Linked DNA regions of Mus musculus: region 2 is linked to region 1. A link is a loop called in an ENCODE intact Hi-C map of the cell type or tissue named here. Cell type or tissue: heart. All regions are shown on one strand. Links, peaks and the distances in the headings refer to the core of each region. The heading gives the core; the rest is flanking DNA. Region 1 has its middle 50 kb from the start of Gm33055. Region 2 overlaps Cyp1b1 (cytochrome P450, family 1, subfamily b, polypeptide 1).

Region 1 (5,384 bases), core at 53-5,052:
CTGAAAATTACAAAGCCATGAAATTGGGTAGGAGCTTGCAGTGTTGCTTTGGGGTATAGTTACGGCCTTGTATATCTATAAATGGGAGTTTATCCCTGAAGAAGAAGAAAATAGAATTGTATATAAAATAAGTACAGATAGGAAGCATCAAGATCGAAATCGTTCCTCTGTTCATTTCTTCATGCCACTCCTCCCATCATAAAGGGTCTCTAGTATCATCTGCCATCAGCAGTCCCATGATTTCAGGGTCTTCTGTGTTCCCACTATGAGCCGAACATTCCTCAAGAAAATCAAGAATGCTGAGAAGAAGGACCAGGCCGAGAGTCAGCCATGGATAAGATCTTTGCCAACTCTGAAGTATCAATTACATCTTAACTTGTTTGACTCTCAGGATTAGCTGACATACATTAGCTCAACACACAGAAAAAAATCTCTTTCAACGTTATTGAAAGAATGACAGATAACATGAAGTTGTGGGTGCAAGAGAAATAGAGAATAAGTGTCCTCAGTTTGCACAGTGGAAATGATCTGCAGGAGAGCACTCTCAGGCACCACCAGTGCAAACCCTGCATGCTGAGGATTTCTTAAGTGAACTAGAATATTTCATCTTTAAGTAATCCATTGTCCAGTTGCAAAGTGAAGCCTTCTTCCTATCTCTCTACACTTAACAGTGTGGTGCTTTTTAAACATGCCTTGCCAATTCCATGTTAAATGAAACTTTACATGGTAATTTTAGTTACATGTTTTGCCAGGTAAAACAGAAAGCCACTGGGAAAATAGCTTTGGTTTTAATACCAAGTGCCCATGTTGCATTCTAGGCAATGGAAATGACAACTGTACCCATCAGAGATCCAAATGAGGGGTGTGGGGGTGCAGAACTAACTGTGTGGAAGGCCTGGGTCGTGGTGGGGATTTCACCTCCATTGTCTTTGTCACCCATAAGTCCTTTGTCCCCAAAGCTATTCCTGTTGTTCAAGTCTCCACATTAAGGTTCAATGTGGTGTTCACTTTGTAATGTAATGTTCATTGTGATGTAATGCTCATTGTAATGTTAGTGTGGATGAATCGGGGACCCCCTCCCCCCACCCCACCCCCAACTGAAGCATCCCTGTGTTGGATGTGACGTGCCTTCCTGCATCTCACATCACTTTCAGTTGAACACAGCACCACATCTGGGTCAGAATATTCCCAGAGATAGGAAAACACAGTGTCTACAGTTTGGTTTGTCCATCTGTGCCTATGTTGCCCATCTTCTTGGTATAACACTCAAAGAATAAGTGCTCAGCTCAACGTCTAGATGGTTCCTCACTGTTTATTCTATTCAAGGTTTAGAACCTTGGGTTATATATTAGAGTATTTGATCCACTTTTGGGTGATTTTTCTATGAGATAGAGGTTTGCTTCTGGGTTTATTGTACACGTGGATGACCAGCTTTTCACAAGACCATGCGTTGAAGAGGTTTATTGTTTCTCTACTGTATATTCTTGGATAATAGCATTAAAACTTCTCAAAAATGAAGAAACGATCTTATCTCAAACAATCTCACTTCCTTGTACAGTTCCAAGGAAGTTGAAATCAAAATCTCAAGGGTGTTTCTGCCTTCTCATGTTCATTTCTGAACAATTTGTCATAGCTGAGATGTCGAAATACCCTACATGTCTCCCCATAAAATAATAATAAAATAAAGAATAAAAGAATGGAATGTGTGTGTGCACAACACAGTAGTAATCAGCCTTGAAAACCTTGCAATGTGTAACAACTTGGATGAGTGCTGCAGATGCGATGTTCGGTGAACTGAGTCAGATGAAGAAGACAAACGCTTCATGCTCTCACTTCCACAAAGAATCTTAGAACACCACACTCACAGAAACAAAACTCGTCACCTTGTCCTGGAAGCCTGACTGGGGTAACTGAGAAATAAAGAAAGACAGACACACAAACACATGAACAGAAAAGCTGGGATCAAATAGGCTGTGCTCACTCTGACGGAGCCATGGCTGCCAGGAAATTCCGTGTGTTGTATTGTGTCAGCACATGCGGGAGAGTCAGCTAGTCTGTGTAGGGAAGCAGTCTCCCATGGCAGTTATCCAGAAGGAGGAAGCTGCACTTGCTAAGTTTTGCTCACACTGATAGGTCCTTCGGGTCCTGTCAGACTGCAGAAAGGGTTTCCATCTGTCTGAGTCTGCCTGGGGTAGGCTTTGCTGCACCAGTGGACCCGAGTCACTGAGGTCTTTGACATGCCTATGTCCATGTTAATAATACATTTTTGCTCAGGATTTAACCGGCTCCCTGCAAGCTGGAAGAGGGGAAATAAAGGTGGGAGAAGCTGGGGTACAAAGCCCAAGCTGTGCATGGTCAGTAAGTTCTGGAGACCTACGTACACTGGGAGAGAATAAGGATGGATGAGATCAAGGGTAAGACACTAAAATTGAGTTGTGGAAAAGAAATTGAGGAGTTAGGGGAGAGGAAAGTTTAAAACTCATAAATGAGAACTCCTCTAAGCTGGGAAGAGCAAGCAAACACAAAACCCTTGGAGCCCGAGGAGAGGACATGAAGCATTTCCTGTGTGGTAACAATCTTGGTTGAGTTGAAAGAAGAGCGTTGAACTTCACATGAAAACAATGTTCAAGGAGATGGTGGGTGGGGGGTATGCTGTGGTGTCAAATACATCCCAGTGCTCAGGGGACTCACCCTGGAGGAAAAGAGACAGGGAGAAAGGAGTGGGGTTAGAGGTAAGGAAATGCATGCAAAGAGAGTCTAGATGAAATGCTAAAAGAAAGCAATATTCAAAGAAAGATCAACGCACAGAGATGCAAAAAAGAATATTTTAGCAGTTTCCTTTTCTATGGTCTATTTCAGAATTCACCCAAAGCCAGCTGCTGATCTGTCTGTTTAGATTTCTCTCCATTCTGCTCCCTGCTTTCTAACCAATAGACTGTGTTTGAAGAGTCTAAGGAAGGAGAAGTGAAATTCAAATAACCCGATTTTCCTGACTGTTGGCCTTTTTGTTAAGGGTTCTAAGCTAGAAGACGTGGGCTTTTTATTTGGTTGATCCTCCTTTGAGCTGTTGGCTCCCCTCATTCCCCCAGCTTACCACATCAAGTCTTGTTTAGGTACAAAAGAGAAAGACTCAACAAACACTGGAAGACGTTGACTCTACTCTGTTCCTTCTAAACATCCACGTCATCAGAATCCTAGCAACTTCTCAGCACAAATGCATACCTCAGTCCTACGGATACAGTCCTTGGTGTGTGTCCACTGGGAACTGAATCCAACTGGATTTTAAGTTTGTATCAGCAAAGAATTTTGAGGCATCTGTATTATATAATGCCAACAATAATGTAAATAAGAGGACTTCTTGTTTATGAAGATTTATTTAACTATATGTATGTGTGTATGTATGTGTGAAGAAGTGTGCATATGAGTGCAGGTGTCTGAGGAGACCAGAAAAGGCACTGGACCCCCTGAAGCTAGCGTTACGGGCACTTGTAGTCATGCAGATGCTGATGTTACAAGAACATTAAGTGCTCTTAACTGCTGAGCCATCTGTCCAGCCACAGCAAATAAAAGGAATTCTAAACTGCTCAGAAAGATAAGCTGTTTTCAAACTTTTAGAAGTTAATATCCACATGTGAAAAAAAAAGCCCCCAATGAAGACAAGTGGTATTTCTCTGTTCATTAAAACAAGCTCAGTGTGGGAGTGCTGTAAACATCTTCCCAGCTCTAACCTAACCCTAACCCTAACAAGTTTGTATTATTTTAATATTTCAAGTCATTCCCTAAACGGCCCTGCTTTTCCAGCACAAAAATATGTCAGGTTTTTACTATGACTTACAAAACTACAGAAAGGCAGAAAAGGATATGTGCATCTAATGTTTATATATATATATATATATGCTGATGATTTAAAGATCTCTGAGGATAGTGAAGATTATTAATGTACTTTGGAAAAAGAGCTCTTGTTAAGCCCAGCTTAGTGTCAGAGTCTCCTCTCTTGCAACCCCTGCCACCACAGACCAAAGTCCCTTCCCTATCACTATGATCCACAATCTGGGGACAGATTCAACATCCATCTGGAGAGGCAGCAGCCTTATGTGGCGCCCAAGGCGTTTATAGGACTATCCCAAGCTATCTAGAAGAAATATGTCTTGTCTGCACCTTAGTGATAAGCATTTTTAAGAGTTATCAACAGAAGAGAAATTTTCTTCTTTTGCCTTTGAAAACTGAAAGAGCCAAGAAGTAGCAGAGAGAACAAAGAAGCTCTGTGGTTCGGCTCCATGCTGTCACAGGCTTTCACCTGAAAATCTACATTGCACCGAGCTCCCACCTGACTCTCAAAAGTGGGCCATTTAACCCGAATTCAACTCAAGAACTTGTCTGAGTTTCATTTTCAGACACAGTGAGGGCAAGATCTCTGTGAAGCTAAAACTGAGAGCGTTTGCCCTGTGCACTGTCTACTACTGAACGCAATGCCGTTCACACTCCTCGGTTGTTGCATTGCCTCCTCTGCTCTTCCTCTTCGTTTGTCTTGGAATAATCACATCATAATCCTATTGTCAATATCTGAGGGGTTTAGGTTAGGGTATGACAAAAAAGAAAAAAAAAAATCAAATTTAGTCATTCGCACGCCAAACCCACAGAGTGACATTCTTCTTGACTGGACTCAGTTAGGATCTGATGCAGAAGAATTAAAAACTGTGGTGAAGAAAATTTCAGAAATTAACATAAAAGGTAGACTGGCAACCCTCAACCTACCTGGGCTTCATTCAACCAAAGGAGCATGCTCAGAAAGCCCAGTCTCAGAAGAGCTAGGCATAGGGGTGGCTATGGTAAGGACCCATAAAAGGTCACTGTGGATCAGGCTTTGTCCCTTTCTTGTCTTCTAGGAACCAGGCTGCGGATGAAAGGTGGCACACTTCTGTGTCTCCCTTAATAAAACATCCTCTTCCCTGTAACTACCCATGTGTCACGGCACAATTTGTAGTGAAGAGGCACAAGAAACAAGAACCTCAGAGCTCCAGCTGTGGCCCTCTCAGCCTACATCGATATATGTTAAAGATCTGGGCTAAACATCTGGAAAGACAAACTGAAGTCAGCTAAGCAATTGACTCAACTTCTCGATTAACCATGCATATTTCTCTCTCTCTCTCTCTCTCTCTCTCTCTCTCTCTCTCTCTCTCTCTCTCTCTCTCTCCCCACACACACACACACTGTTCTTGTCTGACAAATCCTCACTTAGACTTTCCTGGCCCCAACATAAATTTGATCCACTTCTTGATCTCCTTCTTCCATGAGCTTAAAGAAAAGACAGTAATTGTGTCTAATTCTCCTTTTTCAGATTCAAAATTACTTGATTTCTAGGTGAAATCAACATTGGCCACCTC
Region 2 (5,384 bases), core at 385-5,384, 81 kb before region 1:
TACTCCAAAGGCCATTTCCTATTGAACTTGGAGAATCTGTCATAAGCACACACACACACACATACACACAAATACACACCATCCAAATAGCAAGGATGTCAACACAGGCCTTGGCCCCTCTTCACCAACCTGGGCGGGACCTCCCCTCTCAGAGTGTCCATCTTGTTGCTTAGGCAAGAAATAGTAGCCATGCACTCTGGAAACCTACATCAAGTCCTTGGAAGCTCACTTACGCCAACAACCCCTTAAAACTTTTTAACTTTTGTTTTCATCATAATAAAATTATATGGCCATGTAACTATTTCCATAATGAAGAATCAAATCTACCCTTCTCCATCAGTAAACTTATTGCAAGAAATCATATTGATAACCTTTCCATGCTTTTGGGGGTTGTTTGTTTGTTTGTTTGTTTTTGTTTTTGCTTGTTTATTTGTTTGTTTGTTTATTATCTTTTGAGACAGGGTTTCTAGGTAGCCCTGGCTGTCCTGGAACTCACCTGTAGATGAGGCTGGCCTTGAACTCAGAGATCTGCCTGCCTCTGACTCCTAAGTGCTGGGATTAAAGACATGCTCCACCACAAGCAACTGGGACTGACTTTTTTTTTTTTTAACCAATGTTAACTCTTTGACAATCATCTAGAAGCTGTGTTTATGCACAGTTATTCAGTTTTATTGCTGAGTCCTATCCTAGTGTATGGCTGTACCACATTCACCTTAGCTAATCACCTTTGAAAGAAATGTCATTTGGAGTTTGGATGAATTATGAATAGAGCCACCATAAACACTTAGGAAATAGGTACTTATTTCCTCACTGTAGGAGAATGCCTTGGAATCGGGTCACACTGTATCATTTTGTGTTCCCCTCGGCACTGGGTGAGAATCCTGGGAGCTTCACACAGCCCCAGGGCTTACTAATGCCAACTTGCTTGCTAAATAAATAAATAAATAAATAAATAAATGAAACCACTAGAGTGTATCTGCAATAGTATGTCCCCTGAAAGAAAGGAAACTGCTGTGACTGAAGATCACAGTCTCAATGGCTGACAAACCACCTTCTATTCCCAATCATAGGCCAGTTGGGAAGAGATGAACAGTACCAAGGCACAGCTTTCAGGGACCATCCAGACGAGCACACTTCTAAGTTATTTTCTATATTACCCCCATAAGACTGCCATACTAGAGTGTGCTCAAGCTTATTTTAGTACTCTAATCCAAAACTGTTTAGTAGTCCTGCCTTCTATTTCTTACTCTCTTACCTGAAACAAGCTAAAAAAAACAGTAGTACCATTTCTTCTTAAAGTTTGTGCTTGTCTTGTCAGGTAAAGGAGTTTGAAACATAAACTGATGCTTAGAGATTGCATAGATTTCTCCTGTGTTTTGGTGTGTGTGCCTGTATGTGCATCATCACTGGCATGGGCGTATTTGGAGGTCAGAGGACAGCATTGGGATCTCTTCAGTCACTGCTCCATCTTACTTTTTGAGACAGGATCTCTCACGGAAGCCAGAGCTCACTGTTCCAGCTGCTCTGGCCTTCGAGCCCTGGACTTCTCCTGTGTCTCTCCCCCGTGCCAGGGTTACAGATGGGCACGGCCACACCTGGCTTTTGTGTGAGTGTTAGGATCCAAATGCAGGACTTCGTGCTTGCACTTTGCATAGTGAGCCATCCCTTACCCCCCAAATAGTTTAATCCAAAATACAACAGAATTGTTTTTGTATCTGAATATATTTAGTTTTCCTTCTTTTTCCTCTTCTCTCACGGGTGACTAAGACACCCAAGCCATACAGCAAAGTTTCACTGAACTTGAATAAGAGAGGGCTAAAAGCCAGTTAGTTTCTGGAACACATATGCAAAAAGGTGGAGTGTCCCCAGAACAGCCTTTCTGAGCTTCCAGGGAGTTCATCTGGCTGATGCCCAGAGCTGCCTTCACGCCCACCTGCATCAAGCCTGAACTCTATTCGATGAATTGGGTTTACTCTCTCCCACTTCCTGTCCCCAAACAAAAAACTTGATCCCATGGAGGTTTTAGGCTTTTTCCCACCAAGAAATTATTTCTCTTACTTGTCCTTAACGGATATGACCATTTTCCAAGAACCTTTTATCATTTCTCTGAAAAATGAGTGTCTATTCTTCAAGCCCAACTCACAGCCATCCCTTTGGCTGCTGAACTGATGTTCCCAGCCAAAGTATCAGTGGCATGAAGCGCTGCCTTGGCTTTCCTGCTTGTTTTCCTGCTTTTCTAATAACAGGAGTGGTTGTCTGGAAGAAGTGAGGATCTCTGGCATTGCAGGGCCCTGACGCCTATGTGTGCAGAAGTGAGGCCCAGGCTATGGGTCCTGTGACACTGTGTCACTTACCAAATAAACAGGGCCTCAGAAAACCATTTCCACATCGTGCATGGGAGACGTTTCTCATCTGTCCTGTTCTACTGGGCACCAGCTACTCTTACTAATCAAGCTACACAAATCCTAACAATAAATGAACTGCACGCTCAAAGAAAGGACCAGCATGCTGTGGGTGGAGATCATCGTAGCCTGCATTTTCAGATAGAGCAGAAATGTTAGGTCCCGCATGGTAAGAATTCAATCCAGTCTTTCAGAGTTACAAGTTTAACTCTTTGTTGGTCTTTGTAAGTTTAGTAATGTAAAGACCATGAATTTGCTGGAAAACTGGATGATGAAAAACTATTGAATTAAGAAACTGGAAAAAGTAAAAGAGAAAACAGGCTAGAGTATGGGATGACCCAAGAAAATGTTTGTAATGCATTTTCTCTCTTTTCTTTTTAAACATTAGAGAGTAATGCACTGGTATCTAACAATGTTGAAGGCAGGTACACACCACATTGTGGTGTGAAAGCTGGATTAATACATGTAGGGACTGCTGGAACTGTATACCACAGTGTTTCAATGCAAGACACATGATCACAGTAGAAATAAATGACCAATTAGACTGTATTTCCTGTAACATAAAAAAAAAGAAATTTCATAGGATTATGACATTGGGTTTTATTGTTTAGGTAACAATGTTTCATGAGAGATAATGAAGACAGAACATTTTAAATTTTGGTATATCAAAGGTAGAAGCTACATGTTAGTTAATTCTGTGTACGGAGGATCTGTGTGCACTGTATCAGCTATATACATGTTAAGAACATATATGACAAAGTACAATAACACAAGAAGCAGCTAAATGGGGAGTTATTCCTGGGTTATTATCACCTGGTAACATACACCTTTTACCATACAATTGTGTCACAGCGAAAAGCATACTAATTAGCATACATGGTGATCTATCTGCTTAATGTAGTACAGCCCTGGTGGGAATGCATAAGAGTGTGCTAATATTTCACAGGTCAAGGCTAAGTTCTGGGGCATGAATTCTTGTGATTAATCCATCAAACACACCTGAGGCATCTGTTTTTGTTTTGGGGGGAAAAGCAACGTTCTGACACAGTCCAAGCTATACTGTACAGATGAGGCATTTAATGAGACATGCTTTTGCCGCACTGATCTGAAGTAGATACTCTGAGGAACATGGTGAGCAGCAAAAGAAGTCCCTCTGTGGCAGAAACAAAAGCAGGCTTTCTGACTAAGCCTGTAATCTATTCGAGCTTCCAAATATGACAATTATTACTCTTTCCTGGCTTGTACCCTTCTTCCTTTCACTAGGTTCTAAATATAATAAACAAAGTAGCCCCCTCTACTTTCTCCTTTGCTGAAAGCATCAGATGAAAATGACCCCTACATTCACAAAACATCCGGGTCTGGTTGGTTTAATAAGGAGTCCAGACTGATACATGAAGACTTTCACTATTGTAAATTTCTCATAGTAAAAGGGCCATGGAAGCTCAAATCACCGTCCCAGCCTTACTAAGGCGCATGCTTTTAAAATGTCTGAAAAACTTAAAAATTATTGCATAGAGTTAATTTTTGTTGAAATTAAGGCCTTTAAAATACTGACACAACCTGCGTATCACATTCAAGGGGTTCTGTTGTGGAGAAATTTAAATAAGGTTTACATTGTAATTTTTTATAATTCAACTTGCAACCACAAAATAGATGGGGGAGATAGGAGGAAAGGGCCAGGGCTCCAGCCACTCTTAAGAGACACTTGAAGGTAAAGCCTGCCACTCAAAACTCCTTTTGTCTAAACATTCATGCCTCAAATTTTATACTTCAGGAAACTAATTTGGAGTGAATGGGGACCATCTAGACTTCTCTCTTCTCCTCATGCTTTCTCTGTCTTGCAGCCTCTGCACACAGAGACTATCGCACTCCCCTTCCTTTGTAATTTTGATAGGAAAATTCCAAGAAGCCTAATGAAACAGAGCCAGCAGTAAGCTCTCTGAGTGCTGAGGGCTTCTTTTGTTCAGGCTAATCGAAATGAAAACAGAAATGGGAAACCCCCCACGGGCCCTGTCCCCACTTTTCCACCCATCCAACGCTTCTCAAAGGGCTTTCGGATTGTTTACATAATCGGAATACATGTATTTCTAACCTCTCTCAGCTTCCAGGAAGTGGCTGCTCATCGTGGTGTGCCATCCTAAATAAAAGAAACTGATTTTAGGCATCTCTGCTGTCTCAAGAAGCAGTTGTTAAACAACCTCCCAAGACAATCTTCAGATTCTGACTTTAAAAACAAAAACAAAAGACACACAGACTTTAATACTCAACTTAAAAAACAACTACAACAACAATAGTAAGAACTCGGAAAAAGAAACTACCAATTACTGGTTGTAGTGAGCCTCCTATCATATGGTCTCTAATGAACACCCAGAACATTCATGGCCTTTATTTACTTATCATTTATTTATTTTTACATTTGGCATTTGTTCTTAGGCAAAGGTTAGGTTTCTCACCTTCTGCGAGATAATGATCACATTTTCTCTAGCTTCAACTGGAACGAAATAATCAAGATGGATTTTAAACTAATTTAAAAATCGAAGCAAACCAAGAATTTGTAAGCTTAACATATTAATGGGGTCAATTCCAAAAGAACCATCCATGTTGTAACTACAATTACCAGATCAGAACATATTTCGCTGGTTTAGTTTTGAGATTTGTCCCTTGTATGAACTATAAATAAGAAAAGACTGTTCTGTTACTCAGTTCCCTGATGTCAAAACGGATTGATTTAGTCAGGCTCGTTTCCTGGAATTGGGCAAATTTCACTCAACTGATTATACTTTTTGGTTTGCAATATGACATAAGAAATATATTATTCAAGTGTTTTCCTGATTGAATAGTTAATATTCATATGATGTTTATGAGCAGTTAGGTAAATTTTTATATGCATTGAATACTATTTGGGAACACTGGGTTCCTTTTTTAGTTTATCAGACTTATTACTGAAACCAGTTCATTACAATCCCAAACTTGAAACCGTAA

What was found. Peaks named below come from ENCODE experiments on the same cell type or tissue, not always from the same donor. Only the 100,000 strongest peaks of a DNase experiment are listed, where the experiment ranks them.
Region 2: it touches region 1 in a loop (2.5-fold over the local background); 1 of 42 quality-filtered maps calls a loop at or near these places.

The regions. Positions count from the first base shown.
Region 1 is chr17:79,784,808-79,790,191 of GRCm38, forward strand. No RefSeq gene overlaps it. Among named protein-coding and RNA genes, the nearest start is that of Gm33055, 50 kb to the left of the region's middle. In heart, for the core only: no CTCF peak of the experiment used is centred there; a DNase peak (open chromatin) is centred at 2,094.
Region 2 is chr17:79,703,963-79,709,346 of GRCm38, forward strand. It overlaps Cyp1b1 (cytochrome P450, family 1, subfamily b, polypeptide 1), which reads right to left. Exons shown (of 3, transcript NM_009994.2): 3 at 2,978-5,384. Among named protein-coding and RNA genes, the nearest start is that of Cyp1b1, 8.4 kb to the right of the region's middle. In heart, for the core only: no CTCF peak of the experiment used is centred there; a DNase peak (open chromatin) is centred at 2,319; H3K27me3 peaks cover 311 bases.